Linked DNA regions of Homo sapiens: region 2 is linked to region 1. The links are chromatin loops, found by intact Hi-C in ENCODE. Cell type or tissue: A673. All regions are shown on one strand. Each heading gives the region's core, and the rest is flanking DNA. Links, peaks and the distances in the headings are about the cores only.

Region 1 (8,341 bases), core at 142-8,141:
CACAGACACGTGTGAACCATACACACATACATGCATGTATACACACATACATGCATGTATGCACACATCTGCTTTCACATCTACACACATCTACATCTGCATAATACCACATGCATGGCTAGATGTAACACATGCACATATCAATGTGTCACACATATTTACACATATATGCACACTCACATGTTTACTGTATTTGAAATTTTTGGTTGCAAGTAACAGGAAACAAACTCAAAGACACCTAAACCATAAAAGGAATCCATAATTTCACAAAGGTTATTTCATTCCCTCTTTCCTCTATATGCCAAGGTTGATCCTCTATGTTTGTGAAATGGCTGCTAAAAACTTCCGTATTGAGGTGTAGCAGGAAGAGTATGTCTTTCTGGATAGCTTCTTTGGAAAAGTGAGGAAGCTTTTTTCTTAGAAATCTTAACAGACCTTCTCTCATTTTTTATTGTTGGAATTGGGTTTCAAGCCCATCACTAATTTAATCCCTGTAACCAATGAGATGAAATATGAATATGGCCTTAAATGAATCCCTGGAGCTGACAAGTTATTACGTGGGGCCCAGGGTCAGATTTTCCAGAAACATTTAGGCTGCATAGGGTAAAAGGCAGATACCCAATGGAAAATCAAATTCTGTTACCAAAAGGTAGGTCGTCCAAGTCCTGGGTGGCTCATGTTAGTAAATGTTCCTACCCCTGGCTCCTGCACACGTACACACACACAACACGGCTGTCAGAATTTCCACAACCAAAGACGCCCTTTATTACTGAATTACTTTCTACACCTCATGTTTTGACAGATTCTGTCTACTAAGAAACTGAGAGCAATATGGTAACTAATTCATTTTTGCATTTTCATGCCTGAGAAGCTGGTATTACCACAATGAGTTTATGTAATTCCAGTCAATATTAAAGCAATACAATTGATGTTTAGGTAGCCTGGGAGACCTTATAGGAAGTAAATGTACAGTAGTAATTAGAATTATTGAAATCTTAAAAATAGCAGATTACTTGCAGGAGTCGGCGGCCTTTTTGAGAAGCAATTTTGTAAAATTTGCCTTCTGAGGTCAAAATTTGGCTAGACCTTTCTTGGTAAATGCAGGAAATCATGATGAATAATCCATTGCACCAACCACTGCAAGTAGATGTACCCTTTGCACCTGCCCCTTCTTCACGTTCCCTTCCACTTCCTTTCTTCTCCAATGACATAGTATCACTGAAGAGGCTCTCCTCTGGAAGAAAACACTTTGAAGTCATTTAACTATGTTAAAAAAAAAAAAAAAAAGCTCAAGGAAGCAGTTTGTTTTCAGAGAGTGTATTTATCAGCAACTCTCCACTCTCAGTAGTTTAGAAAAATAAAAGTTTATTTCTTATTTACACTGTAGTTTAAAGTGGATTGTTCACAGGCTGTTATGTGGCTCTGCTCCATGCTGTGATACAGAGAACCAGGCTCCTTCCGTCTGAGAATTCCTAGGGTCTTAGAGTCTTCCAGTGGAGCCTGTATATCCAGCCAGTGGATGAAAGAAGAATGATGATACATGGCTGAAACATGAATGATTATGCAGGCAGATTGTAGTGTCCCAGCCTGGCAGTGGTACACATTACTTCTGCCTACATTCCACTGGCCAGGACACATAGTAATGTGGTCACAACCATTTGCAAAGTTGCTGAAAAATGTAGTCAAAAAGTGTGGCAAGATGGAAGGGGAAACAAGGGCGGCTAGAACACACAGGCATCTTTGCTACAGATAGACTAACGTTCATTTAGAATCTTTTTCTCCTACACAGGTATGCAGGAGCATTTTGAATGCCAGAGTTTTTGAATCTCAGCAATTCAAGTTGGGAGGGTCAAGATCATGACTAATAGGGCTGAATTCTTACTAAAGAACAGCTTGTTTTACAGTTAACAAATAAAGTTTTGTGCAAGATTTTTTTTTTCCTTTTTACCTAGAGGTCCCTGAATTTACAGTTTCTTCATGATATGGTTTGGCTCTGTGTTCCTACCCAAATCTCATGTTGAATTATGATCTTCAGTGTTGGAGGAGGGGCCTGGTGGAAGTTGATTAAATCATGGGGGTGGATTTCTGCCTTGCTGTTCTCATGATAGTGAGTGAGTTCTCATGAGATCTGGTTGTTTAAAAGTGTGTAGTCTCACGCCTGTAATCCCAGCATTTTGAGAGGCTGAGGCGGGCGGATCATGAGTTCAAGAGTTCCAGACCAGCCCGACCAACATGGTGAAACCCCGTCTCTACTAAAAATACAAAAATTAGTTGGGTGTGGTGATGCATGCCTGTAATCCCAGCTACTCAGACGGTTGAGGCAGGAGAATCACTTGAACCTGGGAGGCGGAGGTTGCAGTGAGCCGGCATTGCGCCACTGCACTCCAGCCTGGGTGACAGAGCGAGACTCCGTCTCAAGGAAAAAAAAAAGTGTGTAGTCCCCCTTCACTTGCACTCTCCTCCTGTCACATGAAGACATGCTTACTTCCCCTTCATCCTTCTGCCATGACTGAGGCCTCCCAGCCCTGCTTCCTGTATAGCCTGTGGAACTGTGAGTCAATCTAACGCCTTTCCTTCATAAATTACCTAGTCTCAGGTAGTTCTTTACAGCAGTGTGAGGACTGATTAATATACTTAGCAGTCCCAGGACTTCTAGAAAGAGCACACCTGTAGACAAAACTATAATGCAAGTAACTTATGTTTGCTTGGGGAGTAGACAGAGGTTGGTGACACTCGTGAATAAAAAGGTTTGTTGTGCTGTTCTGAGGCAGTACCTTCAGAAGGTGGCAGGACGTCAGAGGAACTACTGTGGCTGTGATGAGCGGCAGTTGAACATAGAACCTCAGAGCTTCACCCCTGGAGAAGGCTTGAGTCCCTAGAATCAGTGGACTTGAAGAGACCATAGTAGACCTGGAGAGTGGGCATCTTGGCATTAACTGGTACAGACCAACACTGGGAGGTAGGGGAATAGAAACACAGGTATTACAAAGAATTTTGGTTTTCATAAGACCCAAATTTTCTTGTATGGCCCTAAAATGAAGCAGAGGGGGCCCAAATACAGTAATGACAAATTAAATTACCAGCCAATCTTCCTGGATGGGACCATGAAGTCAGACTACTTTTTGTATACAGAAAAATCTAAAATACAATAATTCTTTCTTACCTGAGATGATGGCTGCAAATTCATGCCTTAGAGCCATTTGGGCCCTAGTGCAGGGCAGATGAGTGAAATGAGTTCTCAGAAACGTGAGAAAGATACAGAGGGGTGCTGGGTTGCAATGGAAGGTCTTAGGGGAGGGGTGGAAAGTGAGTTCAAGGAGGGCTACAGTTACGAAAATGTGTTCTGTGGACTCCTAGAGGTCCTCAAGACCCACTTGGGTGTACACCAGGTCAAAACTTTTTATAATGATGCTACGATATGATTTGCCTTTTCCACTCTTGTCTGTATTCTTCTGTGAGTGTACAGTGGAGTTTTCTAGAGACAACAAATTGAATAAGACGCAGATAGGAACATTAGCTGTCTTCTATTAAACCAGGCATGCAAAGAGATTTGTAAAAATCTTAAACAGTGACACTCTTCTCACTAAATATTTTTGTTTGTTTGTTTGGGGTTATATGGTTATTTTTCATAAAATAAGTAACTTCTGTTAACATGCTCTTCATTGCTGTTTGAAGTCAACGATAAATGTTTTTTTAAAATCTCAGTTTTAATTTCTAATACAGCAAATATATTTAATATAAAATATAACCCACATGAAAGAAAAAAAGTTCTTTAGGAACCACAATTATTTTTAAGAGTGTAAAGAGATCCTGACACCAAAAAGCTTGAGAATGTTGGATTAGAACAACAACCCAATCAATGTTGAGAGAAATTAATTCTGCCACTTGTGGACTAATAACTTCAGAGTATGTGAAGCACTGAGAAGATAGATTGTTTCTTCTGGAGAAGTATCTTTAGAAGAGCAGTAGTAATTAGCCAGGGGCGACTGGTGTAGACAGCCATTAGTGAAATAACTGAATTTTAATACCACTTTATACTGCAACTTGCAAACCTAAAAAAATTGCAATACTGCCATCTAGCGTTCTATCGTGAAAACATTTCGATATTTATTTTTTCTCTCAATTTACAATTGCTTCAGAACTGAATGACAACATAAGCCAAATTTAATAGTTTGCCATGCATTTGTTAGGTTATTTCACCAAACATGTACCTTTAAATATCTTCAGTGTCTTTTCCAATTTCTTTCTGTATATAATCTCTTCTTAGAGTTAGGATAACTGGAGAAGGTAGGATTTCAACCTACTTATACCTTGTTTCAAACTTTATGTTCCTGTCATTACACAATGTAGAATGATTTAATGGCAATGTAGAGAAACCGAGTAAGTAACTTTCCTCACTTCGGTTATACATACCTCCTCTCTTTCCATAGTCTTTTTTTTTTTTTTTTTTTTTTTTTGAGATGGAGTCTCATTCTGTTGCCCAGGGTGGAATGCAATGGTGCAATCTCAGCTCACTGAAACCTCTGCCTCCTGGGTTCAAGCGATTCTCCTGCCTCAGCCTCCCGAGTAGCTGGGATTACAGGCGCCTGCCACCATGCCCGGCTAATTTTTGTATTTTTAGTAGATACAGGGTTTCACCACATTGGCCAGGCTGGTCTCGAACGCCTGGCCTCAAGTGATCCGCCCGCCTTGGCCTCCCAATCCATAGTCATTTTTTTTTAAATAAACTTTTTATTTTGGATCAATTTTAGATTTACACAGAAGCTTCAAAGATAGTACAGGGAGTTCCCATGGCCCCTCATCCAGTTTCCCCTACTGTTAACATGTACATTTCTGTGGAAACCCATACCCACTGGGTTCCTGGCACAATGGACAGAAGTTCCACACCAATGAACATGACTGAAATTTCAGAAACAGAAACTTGGGGGTCAGAGAGGGTGGGCTGGGGAAATAAAAAAGTTTACATATAAAAGAACAGGACTTGTATTCTCATCAAACTTGTCAGTAGCCACACCAGAAGCTAGAAAATCAGGAACCAATGCCTTCAAAATTCTGAGTGAAAATTATTTTCATCATAAAATCCTGTACAAAACTGCATATTAAGAGCAATGTTAGACTAAAGACAATTCCAGAGCAACTACAGAGTTTTGAAATATTTATGTCCCATGCCCCCTTTATCAGACAGTTATTTGAGGATGTGCTTCTCTAAAGCGGGAAAAGAAACAGAAAGACCAGGGGAGAGGTGAAGGAGCCTCTCTGAATGATGTGAAGGAGATCGTGGGTCAAAGCTCTGTGGTGTCCTAAAAAATAAACAGTGCAGAATGGAGCAGGAAGACAGAGTTGTTTGAACAACTCAGAGATGTATTCTTCTGTCAGAGTGTTTGGGGATGAATTAGTAATAGGTGTAAAGAAGATGAAATAAACATAAAGATCAGGCAGTGGATTAACCCTAGAGAAAATTAAAAGTTGCATGGAAGCATGGTATGTATACTATATGGCTCAGCTTTGAGCCATACAGACTCATAGAAATATAAATATTGAATTCATTTAAATGAAAAGGTAATTTTATCATGTTGGCCAGATGGGAGAAGGTGGAAGAGAAGGAGGGAGGAGGAACAGAGAGAGAGAGTGCTAGATCCTCTGCCCTATACCCAGAAGTCAATAATTATCTAAAATTGAAAAAAATAAGCAGCAACACCCTATTATTTACACAATATGGGATTAAATATCAGAAGAAATGGTTAAAAGTGGTTACCTCTACAGAGTACGGATCAGGAATTGGGATGAATGAACTAAGGGAAAATTCTAGTAGGATGATAATGACTTTTTAAAACAATGTTCATGTTACTTTAAAAGGCAAAACATCAGGTAAATGGGTGCCCTGCCAAATCAGGGACTTAGCACCCAGGGTTATCAACTCTGTTAAGAATCAGGGAGTGCTGGGGGAAGAAAGTATAAATGATGGCCTTGTACAAAGTATCTTGGATTCTTATCAAGGCTGTGGCAGTCAAGTGTCCTTTGCCCCTGCTTCCTTGTTGTTTGCATAAATATTTGTATTCTGAGGCTTCATTCTAGGGTGAGAGCTCATTTTCTGTTTGCACAATTGCCTGGCTCCTCTGGCCAAAGGGTGCTCTGCTTCTGGCAGCTGAAGATCCCAGTAGACAGCTTCTTAAACCATGGCTTTCCCTGCAGGATTTGGATGGGCGGCAGCCACTGCAGCTTATCAAGTAGAAGGTAGGGGACACTCTCTCCCCTTCACTGGGGTGGGAGTGCTTTATTTCTGGTGTGTCCTGTGTACCTGAGGAAGATGGTGGGGTAAGGAGGCAAAAAGAAAAGCAAAGAATTGAACAGACCACAATGTTATCAATGAATTTGTTTCCCTTTTCAAACATGTCAGGGGTGGGGGCTCACATTCTCTTGTCTCTTTAGGCACAAGGAAGGGTGGAGGGATGAAGAGGTGAAAACCAAGCTGTGGCTGGATTTTCAGTCAGTCCAAACTCAGCTGAGACATCAGTTTACATTGGACCAGCTGCTTTTATAATTGATTTTTAGAATCCATTTGCCCCAACTCCTCTACAAAGGAGAATCATTTTTTTCTATTGGCTGGAAGAATATTGGGTCGATTTTTTCAAAGAGCCCTTCATTAATTGGGAAAAGTTCCCTGTTCTATTCTTAGTGAGCGCCAAGCCAAGCCTAATCTTGTATGCCACCATATTTCCTGGGGCAGCTGAGAAGTAAATAGAAGCAAATGGTAAAGAGCACCCAGAGTGCCTGTGGAGCCCAAGTTCTGATCCTCATCCTACCACACACAAGTGTGTGAATTCTTTGTCCTCCTTGAGTCTCAGTTTCTTCATCTGTGAAATAGGAAGATGAGCTTTACTTTTCTAAAACACGTATGTCCCCCCTTCCCCTCCACAAAGGGAGTTAGAGATTGTTAATAGCTACCATGGAGAAAATATTTATTTGGTCAAATAAGTATATGAAACCCTGGATTAAACAAAGCAAAGTGAGTTATTGTGGTAGCTTCCTAGGATTGCCATAATAAAATATCATAAACTGTGGGGCTTAAACAACATAAATTTATCCTCTTACGGTTCTAGAAGCCAGAATTGGCCACTGGAGGATGTAATTAGCCAAGTTAAGATGAGATCATACTGGAGTAGGGCAGATATGCAATCCAATATGACCGGTGTCCTAAAAAGAAGGAAATTTGGACACTGAGAAATTTGGAAATTTGAAAGAAGAAAAATTGGACAAAGAGACAAGGAGAACACCGTGTGTGAGAGAGAGATTGGAATGTTACAGTAAGCTAAGGAGCAATAGTCGCCACTAAAAATTAGAAAGAGGCAAGAGGGATTTTACCTAGAGACTTGGGGGTCCATGAGCCTGCTGACACCTTGATTTTGGAACTCCAGCCTCTAGAACTGTGAGAGAATACATTTCTGTTGTTCAAGGCTTTCATTTTGTGGCACTTTGTTACAGCACCCCTAGAAAACTTATACACCGAGAAAAACAAGTCAATCAATCAATGAAATAATGACTGCTATGGTAAGTGCTATGGTGATAATAGGATGTTGTGGGAAAGGGTCACGTGAAAACCAGTTCTTCAGGATGGGTCATCAAGGAGGATCTTTGTGAACTAGCATCATTCCGTCTAAACTTAAGGTATGAGGAGGAGACTGCCATTTGAATATGGGGAGATCTTTCTAGACAAAGAAACAGGACAAGTTGATCCTGGTACAACCCATGCTGCCTGTGATTCCTAGCTTCAATTGCTATTTCCCCATCCTCTAGAATGGGAAGGAGGAATCTTTACTACACAGTTGTGATAACTGCCATGTAGAAGACATCTCCCACTGGGGGATTATGTATATTATTGCACATATATGATCTGTGATACAAGGCTCTTTTAAAGGAACGTCTGACAGTGTCCTGGTTGGCTGAGATTCCATGCCACCTTTTTCGCTACATGGGATCTTCTTTCATCTTCTTCCAGATAATTTCCACTTTGTTGTAGAGGGTGACTGAATAGGCTGACCCTCTGGGAATAAAAACAAAAGCAATGATCTTTGTTAGTTTCCGTCTCAAAAGAGAGGTCGGAAAAATCCGAGAAAGCATGGTAGAGCACCAGAATGGTGTAAATAGAATCAGATTCTAGAAGCAACATAGCATTGGTGATTATTAAGATGAGCTTTGGGGGAAGACTCTTTAGACTTGGATTCCATCTCTCCTTTTACTAGATTTGTGACTTTGTCCAAATGACTCATCTTCTCTGTGCCTCCTCACCTGTAAGATGGAGATTATTATGGTGTCTCCTGTGTAGCACAGCTATGAGGTTTAA
Region 2 (8,341 bases), core at 152-8,151, 560 kb before region 1:
CAACTAAATATAACCAGCTAACATCATAATGACAGGATAAAATTTACACATAATAACATCAGAACTCACCCGTAAATGATGAGTTAACGGGTGCAGTACACCAACATGGCACATGTATACATATGTAACAAACCTGTTCGTTGTGCACATGTACCCTAGAACTTAAAGTATAATAAAAAATAAATTAATTAATTAAAATAAAATAAAAGAAAAAGAAAAACTACTCATACTTCATAATTGGCTAAATGCTCCAATTAAAAGACACACACTGGCAAATTGGATAAAGAGTCAAGACCCATCAGTGTGCTGTATTCAGGAGACCCATCTCATGTGCAGAGACACACATAGGCTCAAAATAAAGGGATGGAGGAAGATCTACCAAGCAAATGGAAAACAAAAAAAAAAAGCAGGGGTTGCAATCCTAGTCTCTGATAAAACAGACTTTAAACAAACAAATATCAGAAGAGACAAAGAAGGCCATTACACAATGGTAAAGGGATCAATTCAACAAGAAGAGCTAACTATTCTAAGTATATATGCACCCAATACAGGAGCACCCAGATTCATAAAGCAAGCCCTTAGAGACCTATAAAGAGACTCAGACTCCACACAATAATAATGGGAGACTTTAACACCCCACTGTCAACATTAGACAGATCAACAAGACAGAAAGTTAACAAGGATATCCAGGAATTGAACTCAGCTCTGCACCAAGTGGACCTAATAGACATCTACAGAACTCTCCACCCCAAGTCAACAGAATATACATTCTTCTCAGCACCACATTGCACTTATTCCAAAATTGACCATGTAGTTGGAAGTAAAGCACTCCTCAGCAAATGTAATTGAACAGAAATTATAACTAACTGTCTCTCAGACCACAGTGCAATCAAACTAGAACTCAGGATTAAGAAACTCACTCAAAACCGCTCAACTACATGGAAACTGAACAACCTGCTCCTGAATGACTACTGGGTACATAACGAAATGAAGGCAGAAATAAAGATGTTCTTTGAAACCAATGAGAACAAACACACAACATACCAGAATCTCTGGGACACATTCAAATCAGTGTGTAGAGGGAAATTTATAGCACTAAATGCCCACAAGAGAAAGCAGGAAAGATCTAAAATTGACACCATAACATCACAATTAAAAGAACTAGAGAAGCAAGAGAAAACACATTCAAAAGCTAGCAGAAGGCAAGAAATAACTAAGAACTGAAGGAGATAGAGGCAAAAAAAACCCTTCAAAAAAACCAATGAATCCAAGAGCTGGTTTTTTGAAAAGATCGACAGAATTGATTGACTACTATCAAAACTAAAAAAGAAGAAAAGAAGGAAGAATGAAATAGATGCAATATATAATGATAAAGGGGATATCACCACCAATCCCACAGAAATACAAACTACCATCAGAGAATACTATAAACACCTCTATGCAAATAAACTAGAAAATCTAGAAGAAATGGATAAATTCCTGGACACATATACCCTCCCAAGACTAAATAAGGAAGAAGTTGAATCCCTGAATAGACCAATAACAGGCTCTGAAATGGAGGAAATAATTAATAGCCTACAAACTAAAAAAAGTCCAGGACCAGACTGATTAACAGCCGAATTCCACCAGAGGTACAAAGAGGAGCTGGTACCATTCCTTCTAAAACTGTTCCAATCAATAGAAAAAGGGGGAATCCTCCCTAACTCATTTTATGAGGCCAGCATCATCCTGATACCAAAGCCTGGAAGAGACACAACAAAAAAGAATTTTAGACCAATATCCCTGATGAACATCGATGCAAAAATCCTTGATGCAAAAATCCTCGATAAAATACTGGCAAACTGAATCCAGCAGCACATGAAAACAATTATCCACCACGATCAAGTTGGCTTCATCCCTGGGATGCAAGGCTGGTTCAAGATATGCAAATCAATAAACATATTCCATCATATAAACAGAACCAAAGACAAATCCACATGATTATCTCTATAGATGCAGAAAAGGCCTTTGACAAAATTCAACAGCCCTTCATGCTAAAAACTCTTAATAAACTAGGTATTGATGGGACATATCTCAAAATAATAAGACCTGTTTATGACAAACCCACAGCCAATTTCATACTGAATGGGCAAAAACTGGAAGCATTCCCTTTGAAAACTGGCACAAGACAGGGATGCCCTCTCTCACCACTCCTATTCAACATAGTGTTGGAAGTTCTGGCCAGGGCAATCAGGCAAGAGAAAGAAATAAAGGGTATTCAATTAGGAAAAGAGGAAGTCAAATTGTCCCTGTTTGCAGATGACATGATTGTATATTAAGAAAACCCCATCATCTCAGCCCAAAATCTCCTTAAGCAACTTCAGCAAAGTCTCAGGGTGCAAAATCAATGTGCAAAAATCACAAGCATTCCTATACACCAGTAACACACAAACAGAGAGCCAAATCATTATTGAACTCCCATTCACAATTGCTTCAAAGAAAATAAAATACCTACTTACAAGGGATGTGAAGGACCTCTTCAAGGAGGACTACAAACCACTGCTCAACAAAATGAAAGAGAACACAAACAAATGGAAGAATATTCCATGCTCATGGATAGGAAGAAACAATATCGTGAAAATGGCCATACTGCCCAAGGTAATTTATAGATTCAATGCCATCCCCATCAACCTACAAATGACTTTCTTCACAGAATTGGAAAAACCTACTTTAAAGTTCATATGGAACCAAAAAAGAGCCTGCATTGCCAAGACAATCCTATCCCAAAAGAACAAAGTTGGAGGAAACATGCTACCTGACTTCAAACTATACAAGTCTACAGTAACCAAAACAGCATGGTACTGGTACCAAAACAGAGATATAGACCAATGGAACAGAACAGAGCCCTCAGAAATAATACCAAACATCTACAACCATCTGATCTTTGACAAACCTGACAAAAACAAGAAATGGGGAAAGGATTCCCCATTTAATAAATGGTGCTGGGAAAACTGGTTAGCCATATGTAGAAAGTTGAAACTGGATCCCTTCCTTACACCTTATACAAAAATTAATTCAAGATGGATTAAAGACTTAAATGTTAGACCTAAAACCATAAAAACCCTAGAAGAAAACTTAGGCAATACCATTTAGGACATAGGCATGGGCAAGGACTTCATGACTAAAATACCAAAAGCAATGGCCACAAAAGCCACAATAGACAAATGGGATCTAATTAAACTAAAGAGCTTCTGCACAGCAAAAGAAACTGCCATCAGAGTGAACAGGCAACCTACAGAATGGGAGAAAATTTTTGCAATCTACTCATCTGACAAAGGGCTAATATCCAGAATCTACAATGAACTCAAACAAATTTACAAGAAAAAATCAAACAACCCCATCAAAAAGTCGGCAAAGGATATGAACAGACACTTCTCAAAAGAAGACATTTATTTATGCAGCCAACAGACACATGAAAAAATGCTCATCATCACTGGCCATCAGAGAAATGCAAATCCAAACCACAATGAGATATCATCTCACACCAGTTAGAATGGCGATCATTAAAAAGTCAGGAAACAACAGATGCTGGAGAGGATGTGGAGAAATAGGAACACTTTTACACTGTTGGTGGGACTGTAAACTAGTTCAACCATTGTGGAAGACAGTGTGGTGATTCCTCAAGGATCTAGAACCAGAAATACCATTTGACCCAGCCATCCCATTACTGGGTATATACCCAAAGGATTATAAATCATGCTGCTATAAAGACACATGCACACGTATGTTTATTGTGGCACTATTCACAACAGCAAAGACTTGGAGCCAACCCAAATGTCCAACAATGATAGACTGGATTAAGAAAATGTGGCACATATACACCATGGAATACTATGCAGCCACAAAAAAGGATAAGTTAATGTCCTTTGTAGGGACATGGATGAAGCTGGAAACCATCATTCTGAGCAAACTATTGCAAGGACAGATAACCAAACACCACGTGTTCTCACTCATAGGTGGGAATTGAACAATGAGAACACTTGGACACAGGGTGGGGAACATCACACACTGGGGCCTGTCGTAGGGTGGGGAGAGGGGGGAGGGACAGCATTAGGAGATATAACTAATGTAAATGATGAGTTAACGGGTGCAGCACACCAACATGGCACATGTATACATATGTAACAAACCTGTTCATTGTGCACATGTACCCTAGAACTTAAAGTATAATAAAAAATACATTAATTAATTAAAATAAAAGAAAAGAAAAAGAAAAACTACTCATACTTCAGCGATGGAACTGGAGACCCAACCTGCTCACAGGGGAAAGGCTTTTAAGCCTAAAATTAGAGTGAATGAGAAAGGGTATAGTTTCTCTGCCAGCAGAGAGTCCTCAAAGCAGAATTCTGAAAGAGGGCTACACTGTGTTCAATACTTTGTTTCCTAACTTACCAATTATTGGGGCCCGTCTCCTGCCCTGGGGGAATGACCAGGAAGGATGACACAGGAGGCCAATTGTGTTACTCTAACAGAGGTCGCTGCAAATACAAACAGAAAACAAGGGGTACGTTCTACCCTCCTCCAACAGAGGGCAGCATTCACGGCGTAGACCTTATTCTATCTCCAGTCTCAGCATCATGCTCAAAACGTATTTGTTAATCAAGTTGTTAACTGTCGGGTTGATGACCTCCAAAGAGATACCAGCTTTTAGAGTCAGGCCTGATGTTCCTCTCTAACTTCACGCCCCGAGGCAAGTAATCGAGCCTCTTTGATTTCATCAACTGAAATCCAGATGGTAAATACCTAGCTCACAGGAGCCTGGTGAAGGTTAATGTCTGTCAAGAGCTTATCCCAATGCTGGTGGGAGGGAGAGAGGCGTTCAAAGAGGCGAGCTCCCCTCTTCTTTTTTCTAATAAAACCTGCTCTCAGAAAAAAAAAAACATCTAGTATACATCATTGTCATTTATGCTTCCTCCAATGAATTTTCCTCTCAGGGCTTTTTTTTTCTTCCTGTTTCAGCCCCTTCCCTCAGTGTTATGAAAGGCTAATTCAGTCACTTGTAGTTAGCAGCCAAAGAAAAAGAATTCAGGAGGAGGGTGTCTTTCTGGAAATCAGGTGGAAATCAGGATCTCTCTGGAGTATGCTGTTGTCATTATTTTCAATTCCACCCCCTTCCCACACTCCACGTCTGTTTCATGCTAAATTCTTTTTCTCTGAAGGATTGTCAAGGGGACATATGTCCCTTAGATGGCAAGAGGGATATGAAGGATAATGGGAAATGGGGAAAGAAATAAGAAAGATTCGTGTCCTGATTGCATTGCCTCTAAAAACAAATGAAATGGGAGTCAGGATCTGTGACTTTGCATTGCGAGGTTTAGAGAATTGAAACCTAACATGCTTGCTTTTAATTGCTCCTTAATGGTGTACAGAATTACAAGACATTAAATTACTATAGAGGAGTGCAGACAGAATTACTTTATCTGAGTAAAGTCACCTTTAGCTTTTTAAGTTAGCCATTAGGCAGCCTAAATGCTAGAAGACGCCACAATTACTAGTTTTGTTGAAAGCACAGTGGAATATATTCCTGAAGAGTTAGACCCCACCCTCAGCTAGATATCATGAGAAAAGCAAATGCCAAATACCTGTGCCACTTTGCCTGAGGTGCCTAGTATATATCAACTCTATTGCAAGGAAATCGGTGTAAGAGAAATTAAAGCTGCAAAGGGAACTTGAGAGCCACATAGAAGCTGCTTTGTATAGTGGAAATGACACAGCCTTTGGGAACAGGCAGGACTAAAATTGAATCCCAATTCTATTTCCTTGTTGAGAGACCTTGGGCAAATATTTTTCCCATTAAGTAGAACGAATACTGACATGGTTCATGGCTTTTGTAGTGACTGAATGAGCTGCTTCATGGTGGGTGGTACTGCAGACTAGTAAAGTGAGTAGGCTTCCAACCTAGAATGCCTGGTTTTGAATTTTGCTTTGCTGTATGACTAGCAGTGTGACCTCACTTAGTGTGTCTCTTATTTCCTCATTCATAAATAAGACTATTAACGTTACCTATTCTATACAGTTGTGAGAATTAAATGAGCTAACGTATATACAGTAGTGTGGAACTTAAAAAGGACTTAAGAGGCTGGGCACCATGGCTCAGGACTGTAATTTCAGCACTTTGGGAGGCCGAAGAGGGTGGATGGCATGAGGTTAGGGGTTCGAGACCAGCCTGGCCAACATGATGAAACCCTGTCTCTACTAAAAATACAATAATTAGTTGGGCGTGGTGGCACGTGCCTGTAATCACAGCTACTCGAGAGGCTGAGATACGAGAATCACTTGAACCCTGGAGGCGGAGGTTGCAGTGAGCCGAAATCGCGCCATTGCACTCCAGCCTGGGCGACAAGAGCGAAACTCAGTCTCAAAAGAAAAAAAAAGGACTTAAGAGTCATTAACTGTTATGTAAAATACCTACTACTAGAGGGCTGGATTCTTTCTCCTTTTCTTCCTCGTAATTTTATCCATCAGAACAAAGGTTTCACAGCAGTTTAAATGATTTGAGGAGGTCTAAATAAATATTTCTTCCAAAATCATTTCCCCAACAGTCTAAAACAACCATTATGAGTTACTTTGGTTACAGGCACTGTATCCCCCATTATAATAGAAAACACCTAATCTAGAGAGATACATTATTGCACTATTCTTACATCGACATTATCAACTTCTGCAGATTAATTTCATCAATAGAGTTCCAACTGTTCAAAAAGTCCAAGAATGGAGATAAAACCTTGAACAGGTAAGTTTTGAGGAGATCATAGGAAAGGACAGAGAAATGAATGAGCTGGGAGAAATCTGGCTTGGATTTTACAAGGCAGTGGAGGAACCCCTGCATCATCATGGGGAATTGGGGTGATGTCAAATATATGTGGGATTTAACTTTGTATTCTTAAAACAATATATGCCCATTTTCCCCACCCCCCATGTAGGTGGATTGTTTATCTTGGCTATTCTGAATAATGCTGCAGTGAACATGAGGGTGCAGATATCTCTTCAAGATGCTTATTTCATTTCCTTTGGATATATACCCAGAAATGGGATTGCTGGAACATAAGTTGATTCTATTTTTAGTTTTTGAGAAATCTTTATACTGTTTTCCACATTTATTCCCATATTCTCATTTACATTACCACCAACAATATACAAGGATTCTCTTTTCTCCATATCCTTGTCAAAATTCGCTATCTTTTGTCTCTTAAAAAAAATACGCATTCTAACAGGTGTCAGGTAATATTACATTGTGGTCCTGATTTGCATTTCCCTGATGATTAGTGATCTTAAGCATAAAAATAATTAATGTTTCTTGAAAGCCACTTTGTATAAGCCAGACACTATTCGAAGCACTCTGAATGTACTGATTTCTTTAGTCCTGTGAGGTCCTATTATTCCAATTTTATGGTAGAGAAAATTAAGACAAAGAGAAATTAAGCTTGTCTAAGTTCATATAGGTAATAAATGCATGAGCTGGCATTGCAAACCAGGCATTCTTGTTGTTCCCAGTGTCTTCACCATTTACCAGTAAGTTCTATTGCTTCTTCACTAAGATATATTGAAACAAGTGACAGTCCATTTTCTTCCATATTATTCATACTACCTCCCTTTTTTATGCCTTGAGATACAGTTTAGTTGGTACACTGGTACAGTTAGTGGTTTCTTTCATGGCCATGGCATTGATTGTAGTAACTATGAGCAGTTCATGCAAGACTCCAGCACATCCAGGTAAAAAATAGAAAAGAGAGCTCAACACTTTGAGCTAATTACATGCTGAATGTTTTTTTTCTCCTGCTGAGTTGATCGAGTTTTCAACATAACTGCTGCCTATACATAACTGCTGTCTGTTTGCGTGCCAGTGAACGTGAGGTTTTTATTTTCCCTAAGTAATCTACTCCTTGCGTGTCATTGAAAGTGACGTTACAATGAATCTATCAGTTCAAGCAATATTATTATTTTAAAAACACATGGTGATCTGGAGGATTTTGTGGTTTTCAAGTAACCTGTTTTATTAATTAATCATAAGTGTTGTCTGGTGTTGATTAAATTTCCATGGAGAAAGAGATAGCATAGGATATGCTGGATATGTCCAGAATCACACAGTAAAAGCTAAGTCAAATAAAGCCTAATTATATTAGCTAATATTTGAGTACTTTTTATAAATCAGAAATTGACCAGGTGGATTCCTATAGACATTAACTTATTAAATAATCTCAACCTTAAGAGGCTATACTGTTTAGATACACATTCTATGGGAAATGTTGGTTTAGAACTATTATTTAGAATTATTGGTGAGAAACTGAGGTTTAGAATAACT

What was found. A loop is a pair of places that touch in the nucleus more often than their neighbours do. Peaks named below come from ENCODE experiments on the same cell type or tissue, not always from the same donor. Only the 100,000 strongest peaks of a DNase experiment are listed, where the experiment ranks them.
Region 2: a loop joins it to region 1, with 2.0 times the contacts of the local background. A loop is called at or near these places in 6 of 110 quality-filtered maps.

What each region holds. Positions count from the first base shown.
Region 1 is chr4:22,686,840-22,695,180 of GRCh38, forward strand. It overlaps the pseudogene GBA3. Among named protein-coding and RNA genes, the nearest start is that of ADGRA3, 170 kb to the left of the region's middle. In A673, for the core only: a CTCF peak has its summit at 4,069 (motif pointing left); a DNase peak (open chromatin) is centred at 4,062; H3K27me3 peaks cover 2,292 bases.
Region 2 is chr4:22,125,085-22,133,425 of GRCh38, forward strand. No RefSeq gene overlaps it. Among named protein-coding and RNA genes, the nearest start is that of KCNIP4, 180 kb to the left of the region's middle. In A673, for the core only: a CTCF peak has its summit at 4,563 (motif pointing right); no DNase peak of the experiment used is centred there.